7 separate regions of the Mus musculus genome follow, and all the other regions are linked to region 4. Evidence: chromatin loops called from intact Hi-C (ENCODE). Cell type or tissue: heart. All regions are shown on one strand. Links, peaks and the distances in the headings refer to the core of each region. The heading gives the core; the rest is flanking DNA.

Region 1 (4,528 bases), core at 291-4,290, 110 kb before region 4:
CAAATCAGACATCCTATACATCAGATATTTATATTATGCTTCATAACAGTAGCAAAATTACAGTTATGACGTAGTATCAAAATCCTTTTATGGTTGGAGGTCATCACAATCTGAAGAACTGTGTTAAAGGGTCTCAGCATTAGCAAGGTTGAGAGCCTTTAGGACCTACAGATTCTACAACCTTCCCAGACAGCTGGGGACCACATGTGTAAACACAGGAGACCATGGGGGACATTTCACATTGAAATCACAACAGGGAAGAAAAAGAGTTTACATGCTGTGCGCGCTCTCTCTCTCTCTCTCTCTTTCTCTCTCTCTCTCTCTCTCTCTCTCTCTCTCTCTCTCTCTCTCTCAGCAGGTGAGGATTCCATTCATGGTAGAGGGACATGCCACCTATAGAAACTCAAGTCAAGGTGAATGTCCTTTGCTCCTGTAGTCTACAAATGAGCCAAGGTAAGCCTTTCTTTTCTGCTGGTGTATGGTCTCAGGTGTCTTGTTAACAGTATCACAGAACTGATAATAGACACAATAGGACAAATAAAATAATTGGCCACTACACATTTTAGTATTTCTCCAAAAGTAAGTTTGAAAATCTTCAGAAACACATTGTGCATTTGAGGTGGTGGGTTTGTTAGTCCATTTGATTTAATAACTCTTCATTGTATTAAACAAACAGCATTTCTTTGTGCCCTCTAAAGTAGTTGTGAGAACTTACATGTACTCATAGTAAAGAGAGCAGATGCTGCTGAAATGCTTAGGAAAGGCCAAGCAATATTTTTCAAAAAAGTGCTTTATATTAATTTATTTAACTCCACAACAAGCCTATGAAGCTAATACTTGTAGAGGTTTGGTCTATTGCTATGTATTGTAATGCTTTTATACAAGGACGTCTGGGTCTACGAATGACTTCTCATGATTACAAGCTTTTGTTATACAAACTTTGTTCCTTGATTTAAAACTATTGGTTAAATACAATTGGATACAGCCAATTACTGGAAGGATTAGAGGTGGGTGGGTTTAGAGTGACCTGGTCAGAGGAGGAGAGACCAGGAAGAAAGAGGAGGAAGAAGCCGCCATGAGGGCAGAGGAACAATGAGCTCATGGTCTGGAGGTTCAGCAAGTATCTGGGGTACACTGCTGGGGAGGTAGCCAAGCCAGAAGTTAGAAGAGTAGATTAGAGGTGACCCCTGTAGTTGTCAACGCCAAATAAAATAACCATAGTTTGAGTCTCATTTATTTGTAAGCTAGTTGGGGATAAGCTTAAATTGTTAGTACTGCAAATACTATTCTTTCCATTTGGTAAATGATGAAACAGTGGCTCAGAGAGGGTCAGTAATTCACCCCATGTCACACAGTTCCCAGGAGGCAGAGCTGGAGATCAAGCTCAGAGATTCTGTTTGCTTCACAGGTGTTGGCTTTCGAGCATGATGTTGTTCCTGCTGTCATCCTGGGTTGCTCCTGAGCAGCTCTGGTCTCCTTGTAGTCCATTACATCCAGCATCACTGTGGGATAGAGAGGGCTCAGTCCTCTCAATGATTGGGAAAGTCACAGATTCGAAGAGCAATCAATCCGCTGTCCTGATCAAGCCTGGATTCCAGGCCTTAATTCTGCTTTTCTGTTGTTTGTCTCTGAATTCTCCCTTATCTCTGTTGTCTAGTTGGTACAGACAAGCTCCTGGTTTTCCTCTATTTAAAAAGTTCTGCATGAGAAGTTAGTAAACACTTCAGTAAGTGACCAGATGCTACGGAAGTGGAAACAGCTGGTTGGGCTCTTGCAGGGGAGGAGGCAGAGTTGTTTTTATGTGAGAGAGTCACTGGAAACATTTGTTTCAAGGGTGGCCTGGAGTGTCCCCCTCCTCCCATAGGATCCACAACCCCTGCCCCTCTCCATCCCCCTTCCTCTTTCCATCTTCTCTCTCCCCCTGCCTCATTGAGGAAAAGCATGAGCCATCCTCCCTACCTCCCCCACACCCTCTTACTCAGACTTGAGGGAGGAGGTGGCTGTCACAGTTACTGTCATCTCAGACAGTCTAGGACTCAGCAGTGAAAGGAACGGATGCTGTTGTCCACAGTGTCTATGGCTGGACTGGCAGCATCCCACAGCCTCAACCCTAAGCAGATGCTGGAGAACAGCCATGAATTCAGCAGCTCAGGCTGACAACAGTCCGGAGGGATGACTATTCACTAATAAGGAAAGGAAGAAGATAATAACTGACGTCAGCAAGGCAGCAGTGCTAGCCCTTGATTGGGATTATAGTGACAGTGCGGAACTAAAACCTCCCTTGTTGTCATTGCTAACAGCAATGACAAATACTCAACCACAGCAATGCAAAACTACCCTTACTTTCAGGCACTGTTCTAAGCTCTATAGTCAAAAGCTGGAAAGAACCCAGATGTCCCTCAACAGAGAAATGGATACAGAAAATGTGTGCATTTACACAATGGAGTACTACGGAGCTATTAAAAACAATGAAATTATGAAATTCTTAGACAAATGGATGGATCTTGTCTAAGTTCTTACAAGAGCACATTTAATTGTAATTCCTGGAGTGCTCTCAGTGTCTCTCTGTCTCTCTGCCCCACCTCTGTGTGTGTGTGTGTGTGTGTGTGTGTGTGTGTGCGCGCGCGCGCGCGCGCACGTTATCCTGAGTAGTATCTCCAGCCCTCTTTTTGTGTTGCATTTAGAGACAGAATCTCACCCCAGAATGTCTTTGAACTCGCTTTACTGTCCAAGCAGGCTTCGAACTGCCTCAGATTCCTGAGTGGCTGGAATCATGGATCTGTGCCAGCAGCTCTGACTCTACTTTTTCTCTCCACTCGCTGGGCATGGGAGAGAAGTGTCCCAGGTGGCACTTACAGGATCCGCAACCCAGGTTAGTGAGAAACTCCTACCTCTGCCTGGAGTGATTGTGGATGTCCTAATCCTATATATTCTATGAAGGGCTATGTACCTTGAAGTGATGCACTACCTTATCTAATCTTGGGCTCTTTATATGGGTGGAAGGTTACAACTACACAGAGTGAGGAGATACGTTTCCAGTGAGCTCAGAGGGAGACATCACACTGAATTTCCTTTGTCTTTAAGTCAGCGTCTTTCCCCCATAGCCCAGGCTAGCCTCCAAATTTCAGTTGTTCTGCCTCAGCCTCCCAAGTGTGTGTGCCACCATGCTCAGCATTTAACATGTTCCTGGTTGAAAACCCTAGTTGAACAACTGTAGCTTTATAACCGGGGCACCAGAAAAATGACACTCCTCTTTCTCGCATTAAGTAGTGTTCTCATGATCATCTCTGAGGCCATTTCAAGTGAATCAACTGAGATGTTTTCTCCAGAATGGTAAGAGAGAAAAGTGTATTCTTTCCTCCAGTCTAGCGTGATTTACACGTTGATTATAAGCTTGTTACCCCAAACTCACTACTTATTTCCAGTAATAAAAAGAAAACAAGCAGCAGATGCTACAACAGTGCTTATTTGCTAGAAATTTCTTGTAATTATCATGATAATATAATTGTCTTTTAAATTTGGAGTTTTCTGGAATAAAAGGGAGCTATTAAAAACTATACCAACTTTGGGTGTGTTGTGCCTTAATTTTCATTAGATTCTAAAAAGTCCTTAGTTTCTTTTTTTATTTCTTCGCTGACCAAGTTATCACTGAGTAGAGAGTTGTTCAGCTTCTATGTGTATGTGGGTTTTCTGTTGTTTTTGTTGTTATTGAAGACCAGCCTTAGTCCATGGTTGTCTGATAAAATACATGGGATTAATTCAATGTTCTTATATCAGTTGAGGCTTATTTTGTGTCTGATTATATGGTCAGTTTTGGAGAAGGTACCATGAGGACATCAATGGGAGGAGAGGCCCTTGGTCCTATGGAGGCTTAATGCCCCAGCAAAGGGGGATGCTATAACAGTGAGGAAGGATTTGGGTGGGTGGAGGAGCACCCTCATAGAGGCAAAGAGGAGGGAGGAAAGAGGGATGGGATGGGGGGGGGTCTGTGGAAGGGTAACTGGGAAGGAAGATACTATTTGAAATGTAAATGAACAAAATGTTTAATTTTAAAAAAAGTATTCCATGACAAATAAAAAAAAAACTATGCCAAGATCTTAGCAAACATTCAAAACACACACACACACACACACACACACACACACACACACACACACATGCTTTCTCTCCACTTACAGCTGCCACAGAGGAGACATCTTCCAGTGCATTGTCTCATTATGTGTTAAATCATAAAAGTCACAGCACATTTTCTTTTCATAAGACAAAGTCATTTGGATGAGCTCAGGGTATCACGCATGTTTTGTTTTCCCTAAAGCGTTGCCGTGTGAACACTGCATGCTTGGGTACCACATCTGGATGCTGGGTGCTTAATAGATTTCAATGTTATTGGTTTATGAAGCACTAACATTTGGTAGAAAGAGTCATGGGCTAGGAATTAAGAATCCAAAATTCTAGTTCCAGTTTGGCCACTCAGAGCAGTGCGAATAGAATTTTTCCTTTCCAATGAAACATGGGAGTGGACCATGTG
Region 2 (4,528 bases), core at 119-4,118, 94 kb before region 4:
CTGCTTCAATTAGTTCCACTTCCTGCATTGTAAACAAGACTTGGTCCTGCCTCTCTCTACAGAGCCTCCCCTCCCAACACACACACACACACACACACACACACACACACACATGGCGGGGGGTGGGGGGGGCAAGGTGAATGTAAGTAGATAGGACAATAATGATAAGCTTAATGCCACAGCTTCTCCCCTGCCCTGTGTGTGTGTGCATGGGCATGCCCGTGCAAGGCTGTCTGCTCATGTGACTGCAGATATGAGTGTGCAAAAGCATGTACTCCTTCGTGGAAAATACAGTTCCACCTCCCATATCATTCCTCAAGTGCCATCTATGTTGTTAGTGTTGTGGTTGTTGTTGTTGTTCTTTTAAATATCTCTTACTGGCTTGACATTACCCTAGAAAGCCCCAGGGCCCCAGCAATCCACTAACCTCCCCTTCCCTGGCACTAGGATTACAATCAGGCACCACCAGACACCATTTCTAGTTTTTAAATGTGGGTTTTGAAGACAGAGCTCAGGTGTCACGTTTGTAAAGCGAACACTTTACCTACTGAACTATCTCCCCAGCCCTCGCTTTGCCTTCCTCATAATGATTTCTAGTGGTGAGGTGTGATCTAGCTTGGCTAAGGAATGAGCCCAGGTACACATGTGAGTTTGTAGCCTCATCACTTAATTTCAAACTGAACTATTGCATGAGAAACAAGAATGCCAGTCACTCACTCTGTCTACCCTGGGACTGCTCCAGAGCACACTCGGGTGCCTCTACCCAACTCAGTCATCTCCTCAAAGTCTCGCATTTCTGTAGTGGGTGCACACCTTCAGAGAACACACAACTATTCCTGCTTCCCAGGTATTTCCTGAAGGATAAACATTGACTTAAAATCTTTTTAGTCAGCAAATCTACCAGAAGGAACCAGATTTCATGTGAACACTTTTTCCGGTTTTGCTGCTGTTGTTTGTAGCCTCAAAGACTGGGGCAGGATGTTTCTCTCCGAAGTCTCTCATCTCTCAGATGTCCTTGAACAATCAAACAGAAATGACATCATTCTCTAATGGCTTCTGCCTATATTCAAGGAGAATAAAATGACTCCCTCTGTCTGGCCGTGTGGCTTTGTCTCAGGGGGAATGTGTGTACATGTATGTACTTGGCTGTTTCAGGTGCATGTATATACCTGTGCTTACACACATAAGCATGTGTGTTCATTTGTAACCCTACTCACCATTATATCACTGCACAAATACTACTGTGGAATTATTTAATTCAATTCTGAAGGTAACTTGACCTTTAGCACCTAGTGGAACCAAATGTCCTGGGATCCCTTGTGACAGCAGCTATTTTGCATCTGAGTAAACCTCTAGTTTGCACAGCTCTGGGTGCACAGCTTCTTTCTAATGGTCGGCTTCCTTGACCTTTCTCCCCATTTCCTCTACTGCTCTTTGCTCCAGCTGCTTCCTTTGAAGGCTCCTCCCTATCCTCCCTGTCTGACCCGTCTTAGAATCTACTTGTGTCTGAACCCTTCATCTCAGGGATGCTCAGAACTCTATCAGCATCTCTCTCTAGTCCATGTTCATTGACATATTGGCTGTGGTGGGAACACATACAACACAGAAATCGTCAGTGATACAGATCAGTGCTTTGCTTTGGGAAAGACAGTTGTTAAACATTTGCAGCACAATGCCTTCTTGGAGTTTTGGTTTTGTGGTTTGTTTGCTTGCTTGTTTGCTTTTTAAAGATTTATTTATTATGTGTAAAGTATCTGCCTGCATGCCAGAAGAGGGTACCAGATCTCGTTATAGACAGTTATGAACCACCACGTGGTTGCTGGGAATTGAATTCAGGACCTCTGGAAGAGCAGACTGTGCTCTTAATCTCTGAGCCATCTCTCCCACCCCCACAATACCTTCTTGTAAAAGTTGAAATGTGCATTCATTTGTCTTTGGTCCTTACGTTCTAGAGTGGCTCCATTCCATGACTCAGGTATATTGTATGGCATCATTAGGTGCAAAAATTCTGAGGGTCAAGTTACCCTCAGAATTGAGTTAAATAATTTCACACTAATATTTGTGCAGGGGTATAATGGTGAGTAGAGTTACAAACACACACACACACATACATATGTGCTTATACATGTAAACATGACTAGATACATGCACCTGAAACAGCCATGTACACACACATATATACACATTCCCCATGAGACAAAGCCACATGGCCAGACAGAGGAAGTCCTTTTATTTTCTTTGGATGTAGACTGAAATGTCTCCTGGGACATAGGGGGTGGGGGTGGGGGCTGTTTGTTTTTTGTTTATGTTTGTTTGGTTTCTTGTGTCAGAACCAGGGTTGTACTGGACAAACCTCGAGAGTCGGTCACCTAGACTGGGGCTCAAGACAAAGGATCCCACAGAGGGGCAAATTCCCAAATGGAGGGGAATTGCACACAAGCCAGTATAACTGGCATTTCTACAGAAGAGAATGGTACCCAGAGGTCCTCAGTGGGGATGCCTGCAAGAACCCCCCAAGGCTCCTATTGGTGATGAATCTTCATTTGAACATTTTCCAGAAGGCACCAGGTTTGCACCTCTCTAGTGTGGTGGGACTACACTTGCCATTTTTCTGCAGCTCCACTGTGGAAGGGTCTGGATACCCTGATACAGGTTAAGCACTTGGCCTCTGCTGGTACAGTGCAACCTGCAGGGTCCTGGGCTGCCAGTTGCCTAGATACTGCATTGCTTTCTGGGGAGGCAGTAACCAATGAGTAACAAGTGAAACAGAAGACTTCAAAGTCTTCATTACCTCTTGGAATACTGTGAGCCTCGTCATCCCAGCCTCAGAACTTCCTGGAGCTTTGTGAAGGCTGTGCTACAGCTCTGTGTTCTTCCTCAGCCCAGCCCCAGATGACGATGGTGAGGTTTCATCCAGAGGAAGGAGAGACATCTGGGTGGGTGGGGGTGGACTCACACCTGATGAATTCAGTTCAGTCAATAAACCATTTTACAGGATCTTCTACTAACTCACAGTCCCTCAAATGGGTAAAATTTTTCTATATCTACTCCTTAGTTCACAAAGACCTCAGTGAGAAACAAAAGATGATTCAAGCTTTGAGATAAAGGTAGTCAAACGTCGGAATGTACCCATAAGATCAAACAGGTCCTCAGAAGAGCAACTCTGGTGACCACAAGTCAGGATATAGGGATTTTATCAGTGTCGCTTAACACAGTTAATTATTAACCCAGATCGCCAAGGGGGCTTAGACTATCTCCCTAACAGAAACAATAAGGACTACTAGGGAGCCCAGAGTAAATGTGGCTATTTGAATTCTAGCCTGGACTTTTCCTGAGTCTTTGAAGGCCACTAATCATATTTGGACAGGGGGCATGCATGGTTTCATTGAAAGGTGCTTTATGTGTGAGGCCGAGGTCACATCACCAAGAGTCATATCAAGAACAAGAAACATCGGTTTGTTGTCTCAGGGTTATGAAAGGTGGCAATCTTCCAGTCTGTCCCACCCCATGTTCTTAGCAGGCATCCAGGACACTGGAATATTTGAGATATTTAGAAAGCCCAAGAAATTAATGTTCACTCCTTCTGTGTTCACATTACAACTCTCTCTCTCTCTCCCATGCACATTTGTGTATGTGTGTGTATGTGACATTTCAGGTGTGTTCTCTGAGCACAATAATTCTGAATACAATAAGCATCTTCCTTTAAATCTCGTATCTTTGCTAATAATACCATGTCTATGTTCAAAAATTCCTCAACAGCTCTCCATATATTTTAAGACAGATCACTTCTGGGTACCACCTTCTCATGGTCTCATCTAGTGGGTCCCTCCCTGTCACAGAACACATCTTCCCATCATAACTACATTCTCACAGACAATGCTTTCCCCAAGAACCCACATCTGGATGTTCCTGTCTTTTTACCACTCTGATCCTCTTACAGATCCTGCCTTTCACCCTCCCTCCAAGACATCATAGTTTTTGACATGTCACTCCTCTGGTGGCACAAACTGTCCTAAGGAAACTGCTGAATGTGGCTGGAATCCAGCCCAATGCTAGTTGTTTGGGATACACCCTGTAAGACCCCCCCCCCCCCGCGCCAGGTCTGGTTTCCCACTGTGAAATGAAGGCTAGAATCCTGGCCTTTCACTCTACAGAGGCAGAGGGAAGAATGAAGAGTCACCTCTTCTTAGACACACAAAGCAACCCTCTAAGCCCTGCAGACTTCTCATCACCTCCCTGACTCTCTGATATAAAAAAGTTATTTGTAGAGAATACCTTGCCCATTGTATGGATGAGCCACCTATCAATCAAAAAGCCTACAGCCTATGGCTCAGGCAGGAAATAGGAGGTGGAACATCCTAAAGGCAGAAAGAATTCTGGGATAGAGCTGTGCACAGCAAGAGTCACTCAGGAAGATGTGAGGAGATAGACATGTGGTACTTGGCAATCAGCCTTGTGACAGAAAGTAGGTTAAAATAAATGGTATAACTTATGATCTAATAAGAGAAAAGCCTAGTTATATGACCCA
Region 3 (4,528 bases), core at 281-4,280, 200 kb after region 4:
TATAAAGGAAACAAGGTTGCCCCTTGCTCTGAGGAGACTGGGAGGGGTAATGGGGGAAGGGGCTTGTAATGTGGGGAAGCAAGGGGGAGGGGGAGGGGCTTCGATCGAGATGTAAAGTGAATTTTAAAAAAATTATTAGGGAAAAAAAGAGGAGTCTTAGGAATCTCAGCAAGTCACCTGCTGGGGGAGGGGCACCTGGAAGACCAGAGAGAACAGCAGAAACCCAGTAAAGAGCAGGAAGGGACAGCTGGTGAGGAAGGAGGGGACAGAAGAACCTCCACCTTGAGAGGGCAAAACAGATGCAGAGTGTGGGTTCGACAACTGGGATTTTTGCAATGGGTTGAAAGAAATTAGAGAACAGACTGGTACCGACTGCCCCACCCCCAAAGTTCAAAAAGATGCAGTTTAGAGAAAACTCATCAAAGCAAAGCTCACTATCTGGGTGGAAAACACAATATAGGTTTCTGAGTTGTCTGGGGAGACTAAGAGGCAGGATGCAACAGGATGCAGAAGAGCAGTTTGTCAAGGGAGGTGGAAGGAATGGGGCCCGTAAGCACAGGGATGGTAGAGAGGAGCCTTGGAAAGAGTCTGGCGGGGAACTGAGGAGAATTAGGAAATCATAAAGGATCAGAGACACTACTGTGAGTGACGACACAGGAAGAGGGTTTGTCCTTGAAAATGGAGAGAGTCAGATTCGATGCAAAGGAAGACGATCCTGTCACTGGAGGTGACTCAGGTCCCATCTGGAAGACGCCAAAGACCTGACTGGGGCTGTGGGACTGCTGTGTGAATCAGTTTGATGGCGTCATAACAAACCACTTAACAACTGCCCTAAGGGAGCATGGCATACAGGAGTTCCTCTGCAGGGAGGGGACAGGTGGAGCTGGGGAACAGAGAACATTGCACACTCATGAGCCTGTAGCTGCAGTGACTATGATTCCAGGCTGAACAGGGGAAAGAGACTTGCAGAAGTCAGCTGGTTCAGTGGGAAACCTGAAATCTGAAGTTGAGGATGGTCCCTGGTACCCTACCTGAGAAGCAGGGCAACGCTGGTGTGTGCATGTTCTGGGATGGCTTTACCATGCTGCTGTGGAGTAGAGGAAACAGTTATTAGAGATGACGTAGCAAAAGTCTAAAAGGGTTGGGTGTGAATGGCCATCTGTGAGGATGGTGGGATGTCTGTGATGGGACCAGGAGGAGAGAAGTAGAACAGGAAGTGACATCAGGGTCATAGAGTGGTACTGATGGGGAAAATCAGAAGAAATTCTGGGAAAGGAAAGATTTGTCTTTGCCTTTGGTTGGTTGGTTGGCTGGTTGAGACAGGGTCTCACTATATATATAACCCAGGCAAGCCTTGAACTTGGAACGCCCCCTGCTTTGGCCTCCTAAGTGCTGGGATCATATGTGTTTTGAAAAGACATCCAGGCTGGCCTCTAGGATCTGTGCAGAGAGGTGTGTGCTCAAGTGTGAGTTTTACTTTTTCAACCACTGTGCAATACAAGGGAACTCACGCAGAGCCGCGATCACCTTCTCCTGTGGTTACTCAGGCTGGACCCTTCTGCATGAGACATTGATATGCCCCGCCTACTGGTCCCAAGAATCCTGGGAAAATCCAATTGCTTAACAAGATTCTGAAAGGCTAGTTACCGAATGAGACCGCTCACTTTGCCTGTCTTCTTCCTTCCATCCTACATATTCCTGATGGCTCTCCCTTGATGTGTAAAACAGTTAAAACCGCCACAATAAAATTATTCCTTTCACCCTAGTTATTAGTCCACTTAGAATCTAAAATGGATTTTAATTTACAGCGTATTAATGTATTAACACATAACCATAGTGGTAAGTATACTGTATTCTTACTTCACACTCAGTAAAATACCTCGGAGACAGGTCCTGTTCTTCCTCTGATAGAGAAGTAAAAGCAAGAGTCAGAAACAGGAAGTCCACTGTCCACATTTTACAACCAGTGCATGGCCTAATTCAGATTCAAACCCAAACATCTGGCCTCAAGGAACCTCTAAACCGTATTTTCCCCACTAGAAAGGAAAGCGGACTTAATATACTCTATCCACTGAAATGTTAAAAATAATTCTTTTGCTCTATTTAAGTAGGGTTATTAAATGAAGGGTTTTTTTTAAAGGTCTTTCATCAAGACTACTCAATTGTTTTCTTAAGGCCTTCCAAATGTGTTTATTTCTGTGAAATCAAACAAATGTCTAATGGGGCACTTTAAACAACAAACGTGTATACCCCATCTTGTAATGTCAACACAGTGGCCGATGGGTCACTGAATTCTGCCAGCCTCCACCCAGACCTCTAGCTCCCGAGTGGTCCTTGGCTGACACCTAGTGGACAACGTGGAAAGAATTCTTTTCTGAAATAATTTGTAAGACTTAAGGGGATTAAGCTTTCTTATGGAATAGCTTTGTAAAGGAGTTTCTTGGAACTTGTCACATGCCCCATTTATATTCATAGTGTGCAAACTGAGCCACATTAATTGAGCGTAAAGATGAAGGGAGTGCTTCCATGTGTCAAGTGTTAAAATGGAACTAGAAAACCACTTTCCAGAGATTAAGCTGTCATTTGAGTTTGAAATTAACTCCAGCTATAACCTCAGTATATAGTAAGAAGATAAGTATACGAACTAGGTGACTATATTCCTCAAAATTAAAGTGACTGTTAATGTTTTCTTTCCTGTCTGCACCTCCATTTTTAATTTTTTTAATTAAGCGTGATTACCATTCAGCCCAAGTAGTTTTTCCATGATACCAGATTGCAGCAAATTAGAAATAAAATCATTTTAGTTAATATAATGTAGTGTATGTAGATCAAATTATAGTAGCCTTGGGGAAAACGTAAACAGCGTTGGAGAGAAAGGAACATCCCCTCAGCTGACTCTCCCCTACATCAGCTGCTAGCTTGATGGAGTAAGACAACCCAGTCTATTTCCAAGCATTAGCAACATGTGGCCACAGTAACAACAAAGCATTCTGGGTAGAAATGCTAAGTGTGGAGAGAGGAAGCCTCAAGGCATCAGGCTCTATTCCCCAGAAGGGTAGAGACAGGGGCTGTGGCTGTGCCTGTCAATTGATGCTAATGGTACTGGGAAAGGTAGGTCCTGCTGTCCCACCCTATAGCTGAGAGAGCACATCCCAAGAGGTGAGAGAGCTGCCCCACGGGTTGCGATTAGACACAAATGATTGACCTGCAACTGTACATAGTGGGCTTGGGTTGTTTTTGGTTTTGTTTTTACTCGCCTAAACAATACAGAATAAAACTATCTGTAAGGCCTTTACTAACTGTTGGGTGTTATAAGTAATCTAGAGCCAATTTAAAATTTATAGGAAGCCATGTACAAGCTCGGTATAAGTTATGTATCTCTCTATAAAGACTTGGGTACCACCATCTCGTTTGCTGTTGAGATACCCTGACGAAAGAAGCAGTTTGGGGAGGACGGGTTTATTTCAGCTCACCGTTCCAGGTTACACTCCATCCTAACTGGAACATCAAGGCAGGAACGTGAAGCCACTAGTCACATTCTATCCAGAGTCCAGAGCAGAGAGAAATTAATGTCTGTGGGCTACAACTGAGCTCTCTGCCTCTGGTGTAGTTTAGGACACAACCCCAGGGTTGTGACCCATACCAAATGGTCTTCCCATACAGGTTAACAAAAGTAAGATACCCACCCCCGGATACACCTACAGGCCAACTTGATCTATGCCCGAGGTTCTCAACCTGTAAGCTGAGACCCTTTTGGGGGTCAAATGACCCTTTCACAGGGGTCAGAAATCAGATATCCTGCATACCAGATATTTACAATATGATTCTAACAGTAGCAAAATTATAGTTATGAAGTAGCAAAAAAAAATTATGGTTGAAGTGGTCACCTCAGCATAAAGGACTGTATTAAAGGGTTGAGTGTTGAGACTCTCTTCCCAAGTAAGACTAAACTGTGTCAAAATCACTGTTAAAACTAACCATCAAGTCTTTGCTGTATTGTACCTAGGATAATCTTCGAATCTCCTAAACTTTGTATTAATGCCCAAAAGAAATAGTAAGGGTTTTGTTTTTCTTCTAGCATCCATTTATTTAGGTATGGTAGATCTCTGTCATACTTGTTCACTAGTTGTCTTTACATTTTCTCTGTTTCAGGCCAAGCAAGCGATTCTTGAAATGGACGCCATCCGTGAGTTGTTGTTGTTTTGTGTTGTTGTTTCCTTAGCGTTCTTTTTTTTTTTTTAAGCAGACTTAATTCATTTATTTTTCTTGTATAAAAACCTTTATGTGGCCGGGCATGGTGGCGCATACCTTTAATCCTAGCACTTGGGAGGCAGAGGCAGGCAGATTTCTGAGTTCGAGGCCAGCCTAGTCTACAGAGTGAGTTCTAGGACAGCCAGGGCTACACAGAGAAACCCTGTCTCGAAAAGCCAAAAACAAACAAACAAACAAACAAACAAACCTTATGTGGTAGCCACAGCTGGAGCCTGGGTCCTCTGAACAGAGACTCTGGTGTGGGTTTTCACAAGAT
Region 4 (4,528 bases), core at 243-4,242:
TCACCAAAAAGGCACCTGTGATAGAGGTCCTATTTTTTATTGTCCTACCTTATGGGTGCCTTTAAACATCTGGCTGTCGCAAAGGTCTCTGCCTCCTTTTCCACTTTTGCTTTCTCTAATCAAAGGTCATCCAGTATGTTCACTGGGGTGGTGGGGGTGCTGATGCCTGAACCCAGTAAGCACCCTTCTCCCATTTCCTAGTGTTGTGACATCATAAGCTACAGTGTGAAATTCGAGTTTGGATGCAAAGAAACGGTGTTGGATCCGATTTCAGAACACTCTGGGAAGTGGCCATGTCCAAGGCTTAGCTGTACCCCAACAGCCCAGAGAAGAGAAGAAAAAAGAAAGCGATGTGGCTGTTAACACAGTAGCAGGGAGTTTTTTTTTTTTTTTAAAGAAGAGAGAAGAGAGAAAAGAAAAACAAAAAGAAAAAGAGGGAAAGGAAAACGGAAAGAGAAGAAAAGGAGAAAAGAGAAGAAAAGGAAAGAGAAGAGAAGAGAAGAGAAGAGAAGAGAAGAGAAGAGAAAAAAGAAGAGAAGAGAAGAGAAGAGAAGAGAAGAGAAGAGAAGAGAAAAGAAAAGAAAAGAAAAGAAAAGAAAAGAAAAGAAAAGAAAAGAAAAAAGAAAAGAGACAAAAACTTTCCCCCCAGAGGCTGTAATTTGACTGCTGTCTTTGGCAAAGCTCCAGAGAGCAAGCTTAATCTCTTTCTGAGCTGCCTCCTCCTCTCTGCCTCTTTCCTCCCGCAGGGCCCCGTGGAGGCGGGCGGGGACCGCAACCCGCTGCAGCGGACCGAGGAGCGGGGCGGGGCGGGACACGCCGGGAGCAGAGTGGGAAAGAGGAAGTGGAGCCAGGCGAGCTGCAGGGCTCGGGGCCGCCGGAGCCGGCGCTGGAGCGCAGCGCACCGCGGAGCCAGCGCTCGGGAGCCGCCCCTCTCCCGTAAGCTCCGCCGAGACTATTCCAGGGACCAGACAAGGGAAGCCGGGGACCTCGGCCACGCGCCCCGAATCTGCAGGTGGGAAGAGCGGGATCGCAGTGCCTGGCCCTGGGCGGGGGGGGGGGGGGGGGGGGGGGGGGGGGGCGGGGCGGGGGGTGTCTCTGAGCGCTGCTCCTGGGAGGGGACTGATGGGGTCGTTGGCAGTCGACTGATGGGGTCGACTCAGGCAGGACCTGCTAGCCCGGCGCTCCCGCCCCTTGCTGCAGCCACCCGGGTTGCAGTTTGCAGCTCCGCGAAGTTTGCTCAAGCGCGCCGTGTGCCACCCGCGCCCCCAAGTCAAGCGGAACTATCCCCAAATAGGACAGTCTGGACAACACCCCAACAGCGGTGCGGGCGCGATGGCGGGGAGTGCTGTGTGCTCCAGCTAGGAGCAGTCCTGCGTGGGGCAGAAACTCGCGTGGGCGCCCCCAAATCAGCAAGTCAGCGCTTTATAGGAGTGACCCGGGAGTCTAGAAGCTGTGCCCCATCCGTCACCCGGACACACGGTAATACCTAGCTGGCTACGACTGTGTGGACTGTTGGCCAGAGGAAAAGGTTGTTGGGGGGCGGGCAGCAGGCCCCGGGGTGACTGCTAGAGCAGACCCCCTCTTTGTGTCCCCCATGGAGTCTCAGAGCTCTACAGTCCAGGACGCCCAGTGAGGAGAGGGTGGTTGGCTTCCTCAGTTTCACAATGTTCCTGAGAAACAATGATGTAGCTGATTGCTTGGATGTGTTGTATGAAGTTGGTATGTGTAAAGCTGACTGTGTGTGCAACCCTGGAATTTCATTAAGCTCTGGCGGCTCTTGGCGCTCTCTTTGTACCACCTTCAGGTGGCCAGAGCTTACTGCACCTATTTTGACAGCGATTTTATCTTCTCAGGAAACCCAGTCACCTCGGGAGGGTTGTTTTGGGGATTAGGGGCACTCTGGATACAAACTGAATACACATTGGATACAAAACCAGTAGGATGCCTTAAGTCTGGGTCAGATTTAACGTTTAATTGAATTCCAGGCTTAGATTGCGTTAAAACCTGTGGTCAGCCTGTTTGAATTCTCAGTTTCTGGAGTTCGCATACTTTCAAAGAATAGATGAGTTTTGGTTTTTGTTGTTGTTGTTAAACTGATGTTTTTTTTGTTTTTTTTTTTTGTTTTGTTTTGTTTTTAAAGTGTATCCAAGTCTATCGTGTCAGAGATCTAAAACCTCTCAACTTTAGCCTTACACTGTGTGGGACGTGAGGAAAAGCAATCCTGGTAGCTTGTACTTCCTCACTGTTAAAGCAGTGTATATGAACCACATAGTTTTAATTGGTTTTACCCCTTTCAGTCCAGGGTATTTATTTATTCTACAGTAGTTAACACTTCTATACAAAAGTGATGGGCTAGTGTTTGACCCTTTAACATCTTTGAGTCTGGCTTCCTGATTCCTGACTTAGCTTTTTGTCTCTTGGAATTGCACCCCGTCTAAGCCGTTAAAACCGACCAGGAAGAAACTTTCTTTTCCAGAGTTCACTGACCTCCCTGGCTTCCTCCGCAAGTGGGACCCCACCAGTAATCCTTGTGTGACCTTCCTTCCATTTCCCTTGCATGACAGATTCCCCCCAAAGCCTTTTGCAAAGGGATAAAACAGAGAGAGAACGGGAACAGCTGTTTGGTAGTCAAACTGGTGCCCAAATCTGCCTTTCTTTGATAAAATTTGTCTGCGCCTGTCCTTCCCCTGTGATTCCACTTTCCTCAATGCCTTTAGTATAGATGATTGTTAATATATATTAATATATTCTATATAACATAAATACTATAGTATATAAAATATAAATCTATACTATAATGTAAATATAATATAAAATACATGTAAATATATTGGTATATTGTATAAATATATTAAATACAAAAATATGTTATAATATATAATAACAAAATATGTGTAATATATTATATAATATATACATATATTCATTTATACATATATACCTTTTAAACTTTCCATGGGAGATTACAGCTATCATTCAAATGGGTTAAACAGTCACACTGTAACCCATAGAAATTGCCACTCTCATTTTTTCAAAACCAAAGACAACCAGTAGTATTTTACTCTGCTCACTTGTGGTTATGATTTCTTTTTGTGATTTAATTCAACTTTACTAATTTGTATTCTGACTTGAAAAAAAGATGGAAAAATAACTGAGTAGCTGCAGTCTTTGGAGCCTTTAGTAAACTAACAACAGTATCTGATCTATAGCCTGGGTGCTGCAATCCTCTTTGTGTGGCGCTTTCTTCTTTTTACTGCTGGTAGTAGGGTCTTTGAAACAATTGTCACCTTGTAATCCTGCTGCAGACATGATTAGATCTCCAGGCTCTTCAAACTTGGTTGGCTCTTGGATGATGTGGGCCAGCCTCTGAGTCTTGGAGATTTAGAGTGATTGGGAGCACACGTTCTAGGATTAGCCTTGAATTTGATGCTCCTGTCTGTGCCCCATGAGTTTGCAGACCGGGACCCTGCTAAGGCTCTGAGCTGACATGGATCATTTTATGACTAAGGAAAGTAACAATTATTTGCAAACAAGTAACCAAACAAACATTATTTGGCTTTTCTTATCTTTCCTTCTTCCTTCCCCTCCCCCCACCACTTCCTGCATCTATTTCAGAAAGAATGCCCCTAAACTTCAGAGCTGGGCTGAGGATTGAGTGGAGTAATCCATATTAAATGTTCCACACATGTGGTGTGCTTTGAGGATGAGACTTGCTGATAAGCTGACCCCTGGGGGGCGGGGATTTTGTTGGACCGGCTCCATTGGCAGAACTGTGATTGAACTCAGCTGTGACTGAGACCTGTCCTCTACTACTGCCTCAGAGTGATAGTTGTATAGGGACACATTTTCATAATTATAAACTATTTATTTGTTTCTTTGGGTTTTTTCCCCCTCAATTTTCTTAAGCAAGGTCTTTTTGTTTTGTTTTGTTTGTTTGTTTGTTTGTTTGTTTGTTTTTCGAGACAGGGTTTCTTTGTATAGCCCTGGCTGTCCTGGAACTCACTCTGTAGACCAGGCTGGCCTCAAACTCAGAAATCTGCCTGCTTCTGCCTCCCAAGTGCTGGAATTAAAGGCATGCACCACCACACCCGGCAAGCAAGATCTTATTATGGAGCCCAGACTGGCCTTGAACTCACAATTCTCCCACTTTAGCTGGCCTTACAAGTGAGTGTAACCACACCACTCTTTAAGGGAGAGAAATAATAATCTTTTGACATAAGAAAAATGTGATTTTAATGCAAAGCATTAGCATATTCAGGCACAGACAGAAAAACAAACAAACAAACAAACAAACAAACAAACCAAGACAACTTTTTTCTTTTTGACAGTCTCTCTGTGATGTGTAGCAGGCATCTGAGATGCTCATGTTTCACTCCAAACCTCCTGGATCAATCTCTCTTGATGAAATGAAAAGTTGAGTCCGATCCATTGGGCCATTCAGAGTCATGGGCAGCTGTGCCAAGTAGAACTCACTGACAGATGAGGGAGCCCCACGTGATTAGAATCTGGCTGACTATGTAGTTAGCAA
Region 5 (4,528 bases), core at 138-4,137, 150 kb before region 4:
AATGTCACAAAAGAGGGATAATCCTTAGCTGCTATGGCCACACCACCTTGTTCTTTTGGGTTAGCCCAGTGACTTAATAAACTATGAATACAGATCTTCTCTGTGTTGCTTATTTTCCTAGTCCATGAGGAACAGTCCTAGTAGAAGTTATACTTTTGTATTTCTCAGACCAGGGTTCTGAAAATAGGACAGCATACCCCAAAGGCAATTTATAATCAATAAAGGATCATATTTGTTGATTGACTGAGGCATGATCAGAGCAAGGTCACGCACAGCAGGACAGCAAGAGAGGAGCAGTTGTTGTCCTTTGTTCATGACTGGTTGTATCTGTACTTTATTTCAGAGGTGGCAATTGTTTGTCATCTGTGTCCCTTCTCCTATGACTTTCAACATGCACTTGCGCCCATAAGTCTCTAGGCTGCCAAACAGGTTAACGGTCTCCTTTGTCTGTGTTCACAGTAAGCAAATACAAGGTTCACCGACTTGAGGGACTCCTGAGGACATCTAGGAAAAGGGGGAGTCTGCATCCACGTCTTAGCGCAGTCTGATATGGTAATTAATCACTCAGAAGTTCTTCCAGTAAAAGGCACAGACTCCAAGAAGGACAGGAACTGTGGGAGGGTGGGGAGGAAGGATGAAGTACTTAGGACACTCTTCTTAACCTCAAGTATACCCAGGGAGCCATGAGTCTGGACACAAAGACCAGCAAAGTGAGGAGGAAGCCATGTGAAGTGCTTTCTCAGCACTATTTTGCCTTCTTTTCTGTTTGCGGGGAAGGGAAGGGGGGCCGGGAGGGGCAAAGAATGAAGTCAGAATTATTTTTAAATAAGATTATTTAAAAAAAAACTCAGGCCATTAAAAGGTACAAATTAAATATTCATAAGCACAAGCCCACATCCTTTCTAGACCGTCCTCCACTACTTTGTGGCATATCTTCCTCTTAGGAAGGGAGAAACATTAGCCTTACGTGGATTCAGTCCCAGGGGATGCCCCTAGTCCAAGCCTCTGTACCCTACATCTCAAATCAACCAATCTTGAACTCTGGATACAGCCCACCATGCTTGTTGCTCTTGATTTTCTAGATTCATCTTTTTCCAGTGTGACAAATGCAAACTTTAGTTGGATAAACTTGCTATTTCTCTCCAACAATTGTCCTTACAAATTTCTGCCATTTACTGTGAGTATGGAAAGAGCAAGCTTGGAATACTGAAGAGAAACCTGGAGTGGTTGGAGGTGTCCTTCTGAGTTGACTGGGAGAGATGAAAGAAAGTATTTTATTTCCACCTAGCACAAAAGCCTCAAGATCAGACTAACTCCTGTGACCTTGACCCATCCTGTCACCTTTAAATGGGGTAAAAAATGGCTTTTGAAAGCTCAGTCTACCAGGGAAGAGGGCTTAAGTCACTAGAGTGGATTGCGAGCATGCATGTGAATTAATAAACAATCACACGCAGAACAGAAGGTTCTGAAGTGTTGCTTAGAACCAGCCACTTCTCAACAGTGGCCCTCAAGCAGGGACAGGTCTGAAGGGCTTGGTGGGAAATAAAAATCAGGGTTTTCTTTCTTTCTTTCTTTCTTTTTTTCTTTTTTCTTTTTTCTTTTTTTTTTTTTGGTTTTTCGAGACAGGGTTTCTCTGTATAGCCCTAGCTGTCCTGGAACTCACTCTGTAGACCAGGTTGGCCTTGAACTCAGAAATCTGCCTGCCTCTGCCTCCCAAGTGCTGAGATTAAAGGTGTGCGCCACCACGCCCGGCAAATCAGGGTTTTCTATTAGGACATTGTTAAGACAGTTAAGACAATGGGAGCACCTCGGAAAACCTGGATCGCTAATTCATGTCATGCTTAAGTCCCTGTGCAAGCAGTCACACACTCTGCATACCTATGGAAGTTTAATGCAACTTTCAAAACCTATCTAGTTTTCTGAAGGGAGTTCATTCAACGTCGAGAAATCTGCCTTCCATAGGAATAACAAGGATGCACTGTTCTAAGACAATTTTTCTTTAGCTTGCAGAACAGTGAGTTTGCATAGGATTGAAAGTTGCTTACTTCAAACAAGACCTTCATCAGTGAAGTACTCAGTGAAGAGCAGTCGGGCCTGGGAGCCAGAGTCCCAGTGTCAGAGGAATTCAACACTTCAGGTTGTATTATATTTGGATGGACAAACCTATTCAGAGGATTTTGTAAACACAAGGCTAGGTTTTGTAAACACACTTGTATAAATGCCAACACCCTTGCTTTGTTTCTACCTGTCTCACTGCTGAGTTCATCCATTTCTAACTCCCCAAATATTAGGCTATTTAGGTTTCCTTTTGGAAAATTGTCACACTGAAGTTATTTGACCAAAATGGAGAGTCAACGTGTGACTTTTGGCTACAGGGCAAAAATCCAGCAGATGTTCTTCGCCTTCTAGAGTGAGCATGGGTGTGGGATCTGATGGCAAATGGAGGAAGCAGCTGGGGAATACATCTGGGGAAACACAGAACAGCCTCTCATAGAGAAAGCACACTACAGAGCTCTCATTCTGGAGTAGGGAGGGGTTGGGGAAGCATGGTCCAGGTGGCCAGATAGGGAGTAAGTGAACTGCTAAGTGGATAGCCATGGTCAGTAACTGCCTCTACTATAGATCCAAGGTGGGAGACAGTGCAAAGTGGCCGGAGGACACATGGTGCCCATCCCAAGGACAAAATTCCATGAAGTGAGCTGTCAGGAGTGCTGTAATGAGCTCTGATTCCAGTAGATAACATTCCCTTAGGCAAAACACCTTGCACTGTAGCAAGGCCCTTGAATACCAAGGTCCTGTCTCTGGTGTCTGCTGAAAGTCATTAGGACCAGATGTGAGGCAAGAGCAAATGTGGGAGTTTGAGGGACAGTGACTGAGGGCAAACATATAACTTCCAGAATCCATTGCACGAACTATGACTTGTCAGCCTATCCCTCCACTCTCTTTCCCAGTGTGAGGCTGGGGTCTGGATGGTGCTGTGGTCCACGGTGCTGCCATGTCGGGTAGAGGTGGGTTGATGTGACAAAATGTGCAGTGGAGGGGGAGCAGGGATGCTGGAAAGTTACAACCCAGAAATCTAGGCCCCAAGGGCCCTGAGTGAAAGATCCTTTGAGAGGATCATGCAGCATCCAGGATGTCCTTTCCACCTGGACAGCTGCTTCATTTAGTCAGGAATAAAATCACATGCTACATAAATGCAGGACAATATTGCCTGGGGGATGCTGAGGGGTGAGAAAGAGGATGTAGGTGGGGTCATGTCTAATGAACATGAGCAGTGAATGGAAATGGCCTTATGAAATCCAGTACAATAAAATGACCCAGGAAAAGGCCAGTTCTGCACTGCCCTTACCTATCCAGTCAGTAACCTGGGATAATAGCACTTCTGTGAGTGCAATTTAGAGGGAGGTGGGGACTTGAAACTTCCCCTCTGTACTAAGGCAATTATATGCACACACGGTGCCTTTAAATATTTAGATCATGCTGTGCAGAACTAACATCCATGCAGGATGTGACCCTGTGGGACTTCTTGCAGGAAGAGGCTTCAGGAACAACAATGACAAGAAGGACCCCATTGCTCTAACCTTCCCTGCTGGGTTGCTGAGCCAGCTGCAAAGAGCTAGGGCTCAGGCCAGTAGCTCTGCCTGCAGGAGATAAACCAGCCTGGGTGTGTGCCTGGGTGTGTGTAATTATTGTGTTCAGTTTCTCTGGAGGAGCGGGGCTAATATATGCATGAGGTCACTCCACCACGCCTTCATTCACCACCCTTTTCCTAGCATTGAAGTAAAACAAAAGACTTTTCCCCCAGTCTTGGATTTATTTTCACAGTAAAAATGTAAGAAAGGAAGCCAGGGGGACTACATTTATTGTATATAAATATTTGAGCTAGGGAGATGGTTTAGTCAGTCAATAATATGCTTGCCAAGACCTGAGTTTGATCCCCAGAACATATGTTAAGAAGTCAGGCGTGTGTTTGCTACCCCAGCATTGGTAAAACAGAAACAGGCAAGGTCCCCAGGATTTGCTGGCTAGCCAGCCTAACCTACTCAATGAGCTCCAATCCAGCAAGAGACTGTTAAAAAACAAAAACAAACAAACCAAAAACTGCAATGGATGGTGCCTAAGCAATGAATGAGGCAGAGATGGCCCTTTGGCCTCCAGGCCTGGCCCTACCCCCACATCCATGCATGCATGTATACATGCATTCCTACATGCATATGTGCACACATACATTTAAAGATGGTAAAAATGTTAGGTTTTATGGGAGCCTGACACAGGCTCTTGATTTCGTCTCCTACATGCTGATTTTTTTTGTTTTTTGTTTTTTTGATTTTTGTTTTTTCATTGTTTTGTTTTGTTGTGTTGTGTTTTGTGAAGGCGGTGCTTGGAAGAGGGTGGGCATGGATGGGCCTGGGATACAACGGTTGCCTAACAGGCCCTCCCACTGGGTCATTTCTGAGAACACCCTTTCTCCAGCTTTAATTTTCCTCAACTCTGTACTCCCTTTCAATACTTATTATTATTTTTCCCT
Region 6 (4,528 bases), core at 78-4,077, 64 kb after region 4:
CATACTGTTTGAACTCTCACCACAATTGAGGCTGTTTGTAAAGCGAAGAACACTGCTCAATCCCAGATCAAAATTCCATAAAGTAATAGGAATGTATGAGAATTTTTCTGAGCATTGGGTAATCACAGTGTGTGTGTGTGTGTGTGTGTGTGTGTGTGTGTGTGTGTGTGTGTGTGTGTGTGGTTTATGAAAAAAATGAAAGAAGAAAAGAAACTGAACTTCACCAATGACTTAGAGCAATGGTTCTCAACCTTCCTCATTCTGTGGTCTTTTAACACAGTTCTTCATGTTGTAGTGACCCCCAACCATAAATGTATTTTTGTTGCTTTTCCATGACTGCGATTTTGCTACTGCTATGAATCACAATGGAAATATCTGTGGTTTTGGATGGTCTTTGGTGTCCCTGTGAAAGGGTCCATTCAATCCCCAGAGGGACCACGACCCACAGGTTGAGAACTACAGGGATAGCTCTTCACAGCTTCAACCCACAACATAATAATGCTTCACAGGAGTTGTACACATATGATGTGCTGAGCACTTCTGGAAAAGTTCAAAGGTGTCAGAAAGACCATCTTTCAGTGGACCCAAGCCTGTGTCTGACCTCATCAGAGTTCATGAGACAATGAGTTGCCCCCTGGAAGTCTTCATCATTATCAGGAAACGTCCTATCAATTATTTTGCTTAATTTGTGTCTATCTAGAAGGCTCACTCAGTTAAAACAACAACAACAACAACAACAACAACAAAGGTTTGTGGTCCAATGTTGGTTTATCCATTAGGCACAGTTCCCACGGCTACCTGTAGTAACTTATGCAAATATTTTAGTTAACTTCTTCAAAGTATAAGAAAAATATAAATATATGAAGAAATATATAGTATTGGATCTGAATGACATTTGTCTTCATAACATAACTAAGATACATCATTTTAACAATTTTTTTATGAAAGAAGGAAGACAAGGGCCAACATGCCCAAAGCCTACAGGACCCAAATGACTAAGTCACACTCAGATACAAACATGTTTGTAAGAGTCAGTCATTTTGTGGTTTTGTTTGACATAGAGTAGAAATTTTCTTTTAAAAAAAAGTTTATTATTTATGCACATGCATATATATCCATGTAGGTTTATATCTACCATGTGTAACTGGGTGCATGTGGAGGCCAAAAGATGGCGGAACCCCCAAGAGCTAGAGTCACAAGTGGTTGAAAGCACCTGAAGTAGGTACTGAGACCTGAACCCAGATTCTCTACAAAAGGAGTGAGAGTTCTTATTGCAGATCTGTCTCCAGCTCCTCTGTCTTCATCCTTGCTGTCTTCTTCCTGCTCTTCTTCCCCCTCCTCCGATTCTTCCTCTTCCTCCTGCCCTTCCTCCTCCTTCTTCTCCTCCTCCTCCCCCTCCTCCTCCTCTTCCTTCTCATCCTCCCTCTTTGAAAGGATTATGTTCTCTGTTAATGAATTTATCATTTTCTTCTTAGAGTGATACTTGGCTATGTCTACAAAGACAGAAAAAATGACATATTGATACATGAGATAGTTGTGATTACTCAATTGATTTTCCTAAAATTAAATAACTATTTTCCCATCTGGTCTCCTATAGATATTGTTTGCTTTGTGATATAATGCAGACAGTAAGAGAAGAGAGTGACACTTAACTTGGGGTCCCTTGGTTAACCTTAGCTATATGCTCCTTGGGAACTGTTGGCCTACTGTGCCTCCTTGCTGTTTTGGAGAAGGAAGTCCAGAATTGCAGGTGTGGTGCCATGGATCTATATGGCTAAGTGCAAGTACTTTTCAGTGTCTGTGGCTCATCTGGTTTCATTTACTTTCAAAGCCACATTCTGGTTTCATAGAAACTAATTTTGTTTGTCTTCAACTTTGGTGACTATCAGTGATGCGGAGACCATCTCCTCAGAGCTACTTGTTAACTCAAACTAAGTTCGTTCACTATCTGGGAAATCTTCTTTCACAAAGATCAGCTCCCTGAAGACGGGGATCTTTATGTGCTGTGCTGACCTTAGGAAAAAAACAGACATATAAGAGGAGGTCAAATGTTTCCTGGAAGAATGAGATAATTTCCTGCTTTAGAAAAGTCAGGCCCTGCTCTGAAATAGCCTGTTGTTGAATTCAGTGGCGAACAGTACTGGTCAGTCTTTGTACTTTGATACCAAAGGGTTTTGGCAGGGACACAGAAGTGTATGTGGTCCCTTAGGAAAGAGCAGGAACTCGGGAGCCAGGTATAACAAACCACAGTGCTGTCCTCTTGGGGGCAGCACTTTCTGTCATATGCTCCTGTCTGACAATGTGGTTGCTACTTAAACAGAACAGAAGGGTCAGAGAATTGTAGACAGATGTGTTGCCTCTTTCTATCTTCTGCAGATGGAAGACTAGGAAATAAGACGGCTGACCATGATTGGCAAGATTAGATTAGGCAGTTCTAATGTACAAAAACTTCAAATGTCAGAGAAGGATAGGTCTGGTATATATAGAGTTTGTTTACTTGAGGATATCAGAAACCCATGCTCTTTCTGTTGGCATAATATGTATGTGTGTGTTCAGCTCAAATACTACAGTTTGGGGGGCACCATAAAAAAAACAACAACAACAAAAACCACATATCTGCCCCCTGCCCCTGTGAGTTATTTCCTCCAGCTTCTTGTTTAGGGTTTCTCCCACCCAAAATATTTGATGAAATGACCTTAGAATGGAGATGCTATAAGAGTATGAGGCTAAAGGGGAGCCTAAGGAACAGACGCATGCCCCTTACTGTTGCAAAGTCACACTGGGTATCTTTTCTTTTCTTTTTCTTTTCTTTTCTCTTCTTTTCTTTTTTTTAATATATATATATAGTAACATCAGATGCACCAGAAGAAGGCATCAGACCCCATTACAGATGTGGTTGCTAGGAATTGAACTCAGGATCTGGAAGAGCTGTCAGTACTCTTAACCACTGAGCTGTCTCTCCAACCTCATACCAGGCATCTTGATTGTTACTCTTCTGCTGGCATTTTCTGAGCCTCTTATACTATTGAGTTGAGTAACTCAACTCTGGCCAGAGAACTCCTTTTCAGTAAAGATGCCAAGGGTTCAAGATGACAGATTCCCCACATTAGTTAAGATTAAGCGCAGCTGTGACTGTGATCAACAGTACCCATGATCCTACCATGCACTGGGATCATCTCTGGAGCATCATTGTCATTTCTTACATCCCTGTATGAGGTGTTCCTCCATCATGAGAAGGAGGACCACTCACTGAACCTATCTCAGGTCAGTAGAATCCACTGGGATGCATCAGAAACCAATAATAGTCTTGTAGCTGAAATCTTTGTGGGATGTGAATTGTAGCTTTTTAACCACTAAAATTTGCACACAGTTTGGTGAAAGTATGCTGGCAGTAAAATAGACCCTGCATGCCTCACGGGACTTGTAGGTGATCTTACTACTGTGTCCCAGGGCCTATAAGTATCTGACTCAGGGTTGATTGATTTGTCGGAAGTCATCTAAAAAACAATAATCAGTGTCTACGTCATTAATGATTCATATGATGAATAAGTAACTCATTGTATCAGACTAGACATCGCCGATACGGCCATCCGGTAGGATTCTTGGCAGACTGCTGGAGCACAGGAACCAGAATGCAGCATGCTACTTTAAAAAGTCATGGAATCACTTTCCTTCAATCTCTTGCAGTGCGAAATCTTCCAACTTTCTCTTGGCCTGACCTGACAGCACTGTTAATGAGGATTTCTTAAAATATATCAATATTAAAAGTATTATGCAGACTAAATGTAGTAACTATAAAAAAATCCAATGGAGTTACATCATTCAGAAAAAGTGTCCATTTTTTACTTTACCTACAGAGTGGGCATCTGTTTTTCTTTAACGTGTATTTGTAGGAACTTTGCATGCAGAAGCTGGGGTACAGCCTGCCCCGTTGTAGACCTTTCATGGATGCCTAGGGATGGGTGCAAGGAGGCTACTGAATGTTCTTCATGAGAACAAAATGTAAGTTTAAAATGGACACTTAAGTTTAACATTCCCCTTTCTGTTGAACTATAACTTTGCTTGGAGCACTTATCCTTCATGTTGTCCATGTCTATCCTTTGCAGCATCTGTCTTATACTTATCATTGGACTTGGGGAGGAGTTGTTCACTAGAAATATTGCTTACGTGCTTGGGACTTTATGGTGTGGCTTAGTGGTAGACCACATGGCTGGCATGTACAAGGCCCTGGGTTCGAATCCCAGTAACACCAAAAACAAAACACTTGTCTTCTCATGAGGGGGATATCCTTGGGGGAAGGAATGCTAACACCTCCCCCTCTCCCTGGCTTTGAGAATCAGCAATTCTGGTGATAGATTTTGGGGGAAGTCAGGATGGAGGAAAGGGCAGGAAATTTATAGTTTCGTGGTCAAGTAAGTGAAGTGTATGTTAAAGTCAATCCCCTTTTCTACCCTCTCTACCATGCTGCTTTGAACTGCTTGTGCTAAACAAAGAGGTGTTATATAGGTACAGCAGCTCACAGTTCCTC
Region 7 (4,528 bases), core at 88-4,087, 93 kb after region 4:
GTTTCTCACAGCAGTCATGGTCATTGCTCAGCTTCCTGTGGGGGAGGCTATGGATACTGAGGGTCTATTTGCTGCCGCCAGCAAGCATAGGCCAGCATCCTGCTAAGCGCTGAGCGACTGTACCTATGGGACCCTTCTCAGTGGTATCAAGAGTATCGTTCTGTGTGGGGCTGGAAGAGGTGGGACAATGTTGACAAAGTGTGTTCTGGGCTAAAACATCACAAGCAAGAGAACCATGGGAATGACAAGGGCCTGTGGAGCAGAGCAAAGATAAGTGATGCTAACAGATAGCACCTGCTGCTGGGGTAACACCTAAAGTGGAAGCAAGCAAGGGTCCTAGAGAGATAAAGGATGGGCGTAGAGAGACATAAGCTCTGTGTCCATGCACGTTGGACCATGGAATGGAGTCACTTCACACAGCATAGCATGTGCTAACTAGATGTACTATGCGGGAGCAAACACTGATAAAGACGATGGGTCCTAACACCTTGAAGATATTGTGGGCCTCCTGGCCCTGTGTCAAACATTGTCTAGAAGGAGCCCCTTGGGGAAAGTCCTGAGAAGCCCGTGAAGTCTTTCTGAGGCCCAGTGAGGCTGGGGAAGAGCCGGTTGATTAAGGCAGAGCAAACGTAACAACAGTTAACAGTGAGCAAGCACGGTTTAGTGTTTCTGACGGACTGTGATTCACCTGTCTCCTGGTGACAAGAGCACAGGAGGGTGGGTGGAGGTTAGAGAATTGTACTTGCCACATCCTCTGGCCTCATTAGTTGCCCTCCTCATGAACTTCTCCGTCCCCTCTGGTGGCTGTCAACAGTGGCTCTGCAGGGATCAGAATGTCTGAATTTGAGCCATTTGCTGTGCTTTTTAAAAACAGCTTTAACCACAAGCCCTATGTATTCTATGCCCTTTGGAGCCCAGCTCTCAATGATATAGCAGCAGGAATGATTAGAGAGGAGGCTCCTAGGAGGGAGTTAGTCATGCTCTCTGGGCTTACTACCTACCTTCGCTTTTAGCTCTGCTCTTGTCTCTTCCACTCACCCTCAGCACGGCAAAGATGACTTCTCTGTATATGGACAGAGTCTCTCCTGTGATGCTAACAGCTCCTTTCGCAGCCTATTCTGTCCATTACAGTTGGATACGGGGGTCACAAAGAGATATGTCTCCAGGTAACACACAGCCATATTTCTGCCTCCTTATCCTCTCCTAATGAGACACTGGACCATGCCTCAGGGCCTCCACCAGTGCCCATCCTGGCTCTAATGCCATCCTTCTCTGGAGGCCACCATACTTGTGCAGGGAGTAGCCCCATCTGAAGGCAGGTTAAGCCTGTCTCTGTGAGTCTGGGTGTGGTAGGAACTGAGATCTGTGGAAACCTCATCGCCCTTTTCCCTGTAAGAGAGGTAGCATTGCCCTATAAGTAGCTCTCTCTGAGCCCACCATAGCTCAGCTCAGTACTCTGTGACCAGAGCTACCCATAGTCCAAGGAAACACCATTCCAAAAAGGAATGGAGATGCTTACTGCCACAGGAGGACCGCGGGAGGTCCAGGAACCATACTTCCTATCAAATGCCCTTTCTACCCCACCATGGGACCTGATCTAACCCTGGGGTCAAGGTGTGGTGTGAATAGACCCCAGAGCTTCTCGTTTGCATACTATTATAAATTCCCATCCTCCATTTCTACCTCCGTTCTCTACAACAGATGCCAACATTTCATGACATTTTGAAAGGATTACACAGAAATGGCACAGCAAGAATTAGCATGTGGTAGTGACTATAGTGAAAGACAATAGGACAGGATTGGGTGAGAGTCAAAGTAGTACTAAGCTAACTAAGTATGGAAATGGCATATGTAAAGTGAGTACCCTTAAAACACTGATATGTGGTTATGGAAATACTGCCTTTAAACAAACAAATAAATAAAAAGCAATAATTAAAACCTTGTGGTCAAGTCAAGAGATTTGTGTAGTTTACCTATCTTCTGAACTACTTACCTAGTTCTCCCCTACCCCCAGCTTAATGCAGATTTTGTTCTCACCTGTGTGCACCTCACATATTGTCCAGTAGGGGGCACCTATGTCAGCATGGGGTATTAGTATGGTCTCAGTACTCTTAAAGAGGCCACCAGCCAGCTCATAAAAGAAGATGATCCCTCCATTGCAATAAGCTCATCTTCGAAAAGGCTTTGAGAATATACATGGCTGTGAACTGCTAAGTCTCTTAACCCCTCCATCCTAAAAGACCAATATAATGCTTAAAGTAAACACTCAGGTTGTAAACCAGGTCTGTTGCGGGGGAAGGATGGTCCCCCGGAAGTGAGATAAAGAAATCTCATACCCAGTATGGCAGAGAAAGATAGTCTGAGGCAAACTGGTAGACTCCACCTCACCTCTCTCACAGCCATTTTTCAATGCTGAAAATGTCTTTAGTCCTAAGGGAAAAAAAAAAATCAAAAGTAATTCCATATCATACATAGAGATAGGTGCTTCTATTTGCTTGCCTCTGTCCCTCAGTCTCATTTTTAAGTTTTGCTATTGTCTGCTGTTTCTTGTCTCCTCTCCCATACTTTCCCTGAGCCTCCTGAGAGAGGTCTCATGACACAGGCAAGATGCGGATGTGGGTGGAGGACAGAGGTGGGAGGAACTGCCCAGGCCTGTCTCCCTTGGGTGGAGCACCTCCCAGGAGGACATGATCCTCCTGCCTGCCGGTGGCAGCCAAGGAGGCTGCCCTTCACCCCAGCAAGACCATAGGAACATGTTGTCGACCACCATGGTGGGCACACTGGTCAGAGGGTGGAGGAATCGGAGCTCCCCTAGAAGAGCAGAATTGAAGCCAGCCGCCCCACAGAGACAAGGTGGGATTCGGATTCACGGTATGTGGTTAACACTTTGATGTGACTGGGTAACTTTTTATGAAGGGATTCAGGGAGATAGACACAAGCTTACTGGCTTACAAGTAACAGCTCTACAGTCTGGTTTTTTTTTTTTTTTTCTTAGCTTATATAAATTTTGGATAGCTTACTCAAGGGGCAATGTATTCCTTTTCCTCATCAAAGACCTAGAGACCTTCACAGGGCACAAAGCAAAAGCTATTTATTCCTATGTTCGTTTTCTTCAAAAGCTTCCATTTGAAAGTGGAACTGTGTTCAGAGGTTTGAGCGAGAAGGTATGGTACTGGCTTCTGGCATCTTTTAGCCTAGATTCTATTCCGTCGCCATTCTGATATGGGAAATGGACAAAGTGCTTAGCTCCTGATTTTCCCACTATCTATATTCATTTTCCATTTCATTACTATTGTTCTGGGGCAACAATAGAGCGGATGACGGAGATGCAAGCCTCGTGTTAACCTGGTTCAAAAGGTTCTTGTGGTTCTTTCTGAAATGCATGTTCACCACAAAAAAAAAAAAAAAAAAAGTTTTTTGAGATAAATACCTGACCTCATTCTATTCTGTCTAGACCTTGAACTTCTAAAGATGCTTACTTAGAACTCTCTGGTCTTGCTGGCCGACCTATGGAGAGACTCAGAGCCAGCTGCGTAAGCGAGTTGGCACCCAAAAGCAACAAGCTCCCTGGAGCTTCCAGAGCTGGCCGGCTGCCCCTTGAATGGCTTCTATCTGACCCTGAGTCCAGCGCTTCCTAAGCAGTAAATGGAATGACTCTTTCATCCCGGCACGTGTTGAAAGCGAAGGATTTCCAGATGTTTTTCCTAGATATGGTACGCTCTTGATCTACATAGCTCCTCTTCTCGTTTTGTTTTAGAACAGGTCTCTTGAAGTTGCTAGCTAGCCCAGGCTTGCCTCAAATTCAAGATCCTTGTCTGAACTGCTACTAACCCCCATCCTCCTGCACTGGTGTGGACCATCTGGTTCTATTTAACTACCAATTTACAGAGGTATAAAAGCTAAATGCTGTCATTTGTATAGCTGTGACAGTGACTTTGGCCCATGTTTCTTCGGTTAAGTATTTGCAAGAAGACTCGGACCAGGGTTGCAAATGTAGCTCCACTAGCACACAGGAAGCCTTGGATTCTAATCCCTGACATCACATTAACCAAGCATGGTAGGGCCTCCCTGTTATCCTTGTGCTTGGAAAGTAGGACAGAAGTTCATCTTCAGCCAGTTGGATGCCAGTTTGGACTATAGGAGACCCTGTCTTTAAGAAACAAAAACAAAACTACTTTTAAATAGTCTACATATATTTATTGTAAGAGAGAAAGTTTTTGTTGTAAGAGAGAAACTGTTTCAGCCAGATATCCAGAAGGTAGAAGAAGCTCTAAGGCCAGGCCACATTGTAACCTGCTAAAGGGGACTCATTAGGAACACGAATGTGAGTCATGGTGGTACAAAGGCTAAGCACCTGCCTTTGCTGCTTTGTCTCTCAGCCTAGGAAGCAGAGCTTAGAGGAGGAGCCTCCGGAGCTCCTTACTGGTCAAGCAAGCCCCAATGCAAGTTCCCATGTTCTAAGGCCAGCCTTTTCTCTCTTGTCCCAAACTCTCCTGGCAAAATTTCCTAACTTTCTGTGACAGTATTC

Evidence for each region. A loop is a pair of places that touch in the nucleus more often than their neighbours do. Peaks named below come from ENCODE experiments on the same cell type or tissue, not always from the same donor. Only the 100,000 strongest peaks of a DNase experiment are listed, where the experiment ranks them.
Region 1: a loop joins it to region 4, with 8 times the contacts of the local background. A loop is called at or near these places in 6 of 42 quality-filtered maps.
Region 2: it touches region 4 in a loop (3-fold over the local background); 6 of 42 quality-filtered maps call a loop at or near these places.
Region 3: a loop joins it to region 4, with 7 times the contacts of the local background. A loop is called at or near these places in 16 of 42 quality-filtered maps.
Region 5: it touches region 4 in a loop (2.5-fold over the local background); 3 of 42 quality-filtered maps call a loop at or near these places.
Region 6: it touches region 4 in a loop (4-fold over the local background); 5 of 42 quality-filtered maps call a loop at or near these places.
Region 7: a loop joins it to region 4, with 5 times the contacts of the local background. A loop is called at or near these places in 4 of 42 quality-filtered maps.

Annotation. Positions count from the first base shown.
Region 1 is chr10:3,632,213-3,636,740 of GRCm38, forward strand. No RefSeq gene overlaps it. Among named protein-coding and RNA genes, the nearest start is that of A330032P22Rik, 84 kb to the right of the region's middle. In heart, for the core only: no CTCF peak of the experiment used is centred there; DNase peaks (open chromatin) are centred at 1,809 and 1,969; H3K27ac peaks cover 379 bases.
Region 2 is chr10:3,645,292-3,649,819 of GRCm38, forward strand. No RefSeq gene overlaps it. Among named protein-coding and RNA genes, the nearest start is that of A330032P22Rik, 71 kb to the right of the region's middle. In heart, for the core only: no CTCF peak of the experiment used is centred there; no DNase peak of the experiment used is centred there.
Region 3 is chr10:3,941,739-3,946,266 of GRCm38, forward strand. Plekhg1 (pleckstrin homology domain containing, family G (with RhoGef domain) member 1) reads left to right here. Exons shown (of 17, transcript NM_001159942.1): 12 at 4,153-4,186. It also overlaps the pseudogene Gm16148. Among named protein-coding and RNA genes, the nearest start is that of Mthfd1l, 29 kb to the right of the region's middle. In heart, for the core only: a CTCF peak has its summit at 2,343 (motif pointing left); no DNase peak of the experiment used is centred there.
Region 4 is chr10:3,739,529-3,744,056 of GRCm38, forward strand. Plekhg1 (pleckstrin homology domain containing, family G (with RhoGef domain) member 1) reads left to right here and starts at 849. Exons shown (of 17, transcript NM_001159942.1): 1 at 849-1,012. The region is part of intron 1 of Gm30164 (a long non-coding RNA gene); the gene reads right to left. In heart, for the core only: CTCF peaks have their summits at 881 and 1,800; DNase peaks (open chromatin) are centred at 823, 1,293, 1,523 and 3,733; H3K4me3 peaks cover 2,133 bases; H3K27ac peaks cover 1,116 bases.
Region 5 is chr10:3,588,374-3,592,901 of GRCm38, forward strand. No RefSeq gene overlaps it. Among named protein-coding and RNA genes, the nearest start is that of Iyd, 50 kb to the left of the region's middle. In heart, for the core only: no CTCF peak of the experiment used is centred there; DNase peaks (open chromatin) are centred at 2,468 and 3,618.
Region 6 is chr10:3,803,319-3,807,846 of GRCm38, forward strand. All of the region lies in intron 2 of Plekhg1 (pleckstrin homology domain containing, family G (with RhoGef domain) member 1), which reads left to right. Among named protein-coding and RNA genes, the nearest start is that of Gm30164, 46 kb to the left of the region's middle. In heart, for the core only: a CTCF peak has its summit at 2,258 (motif pointing right); a DNase peak (open chromatin) is centred at 2,193.
Region 7 is chr10:3,832,206-3,836,733 of GRCm38, forward strand. All of the region lies in intron 2 of Plekhg1 (pleckstrin homology domain containing, family G (with RhoGef domain) member 1), which reads left to right. Among named protein-coding and RNA genes, the nearest start is that of Gm30164, 75 kb to the left of the region's middle. In heart, for the core only: a CTCF peak has its summit at 2,060 (motif pointing right); DNase peaks (open chromatin) are centred at 2,656 and 3,586.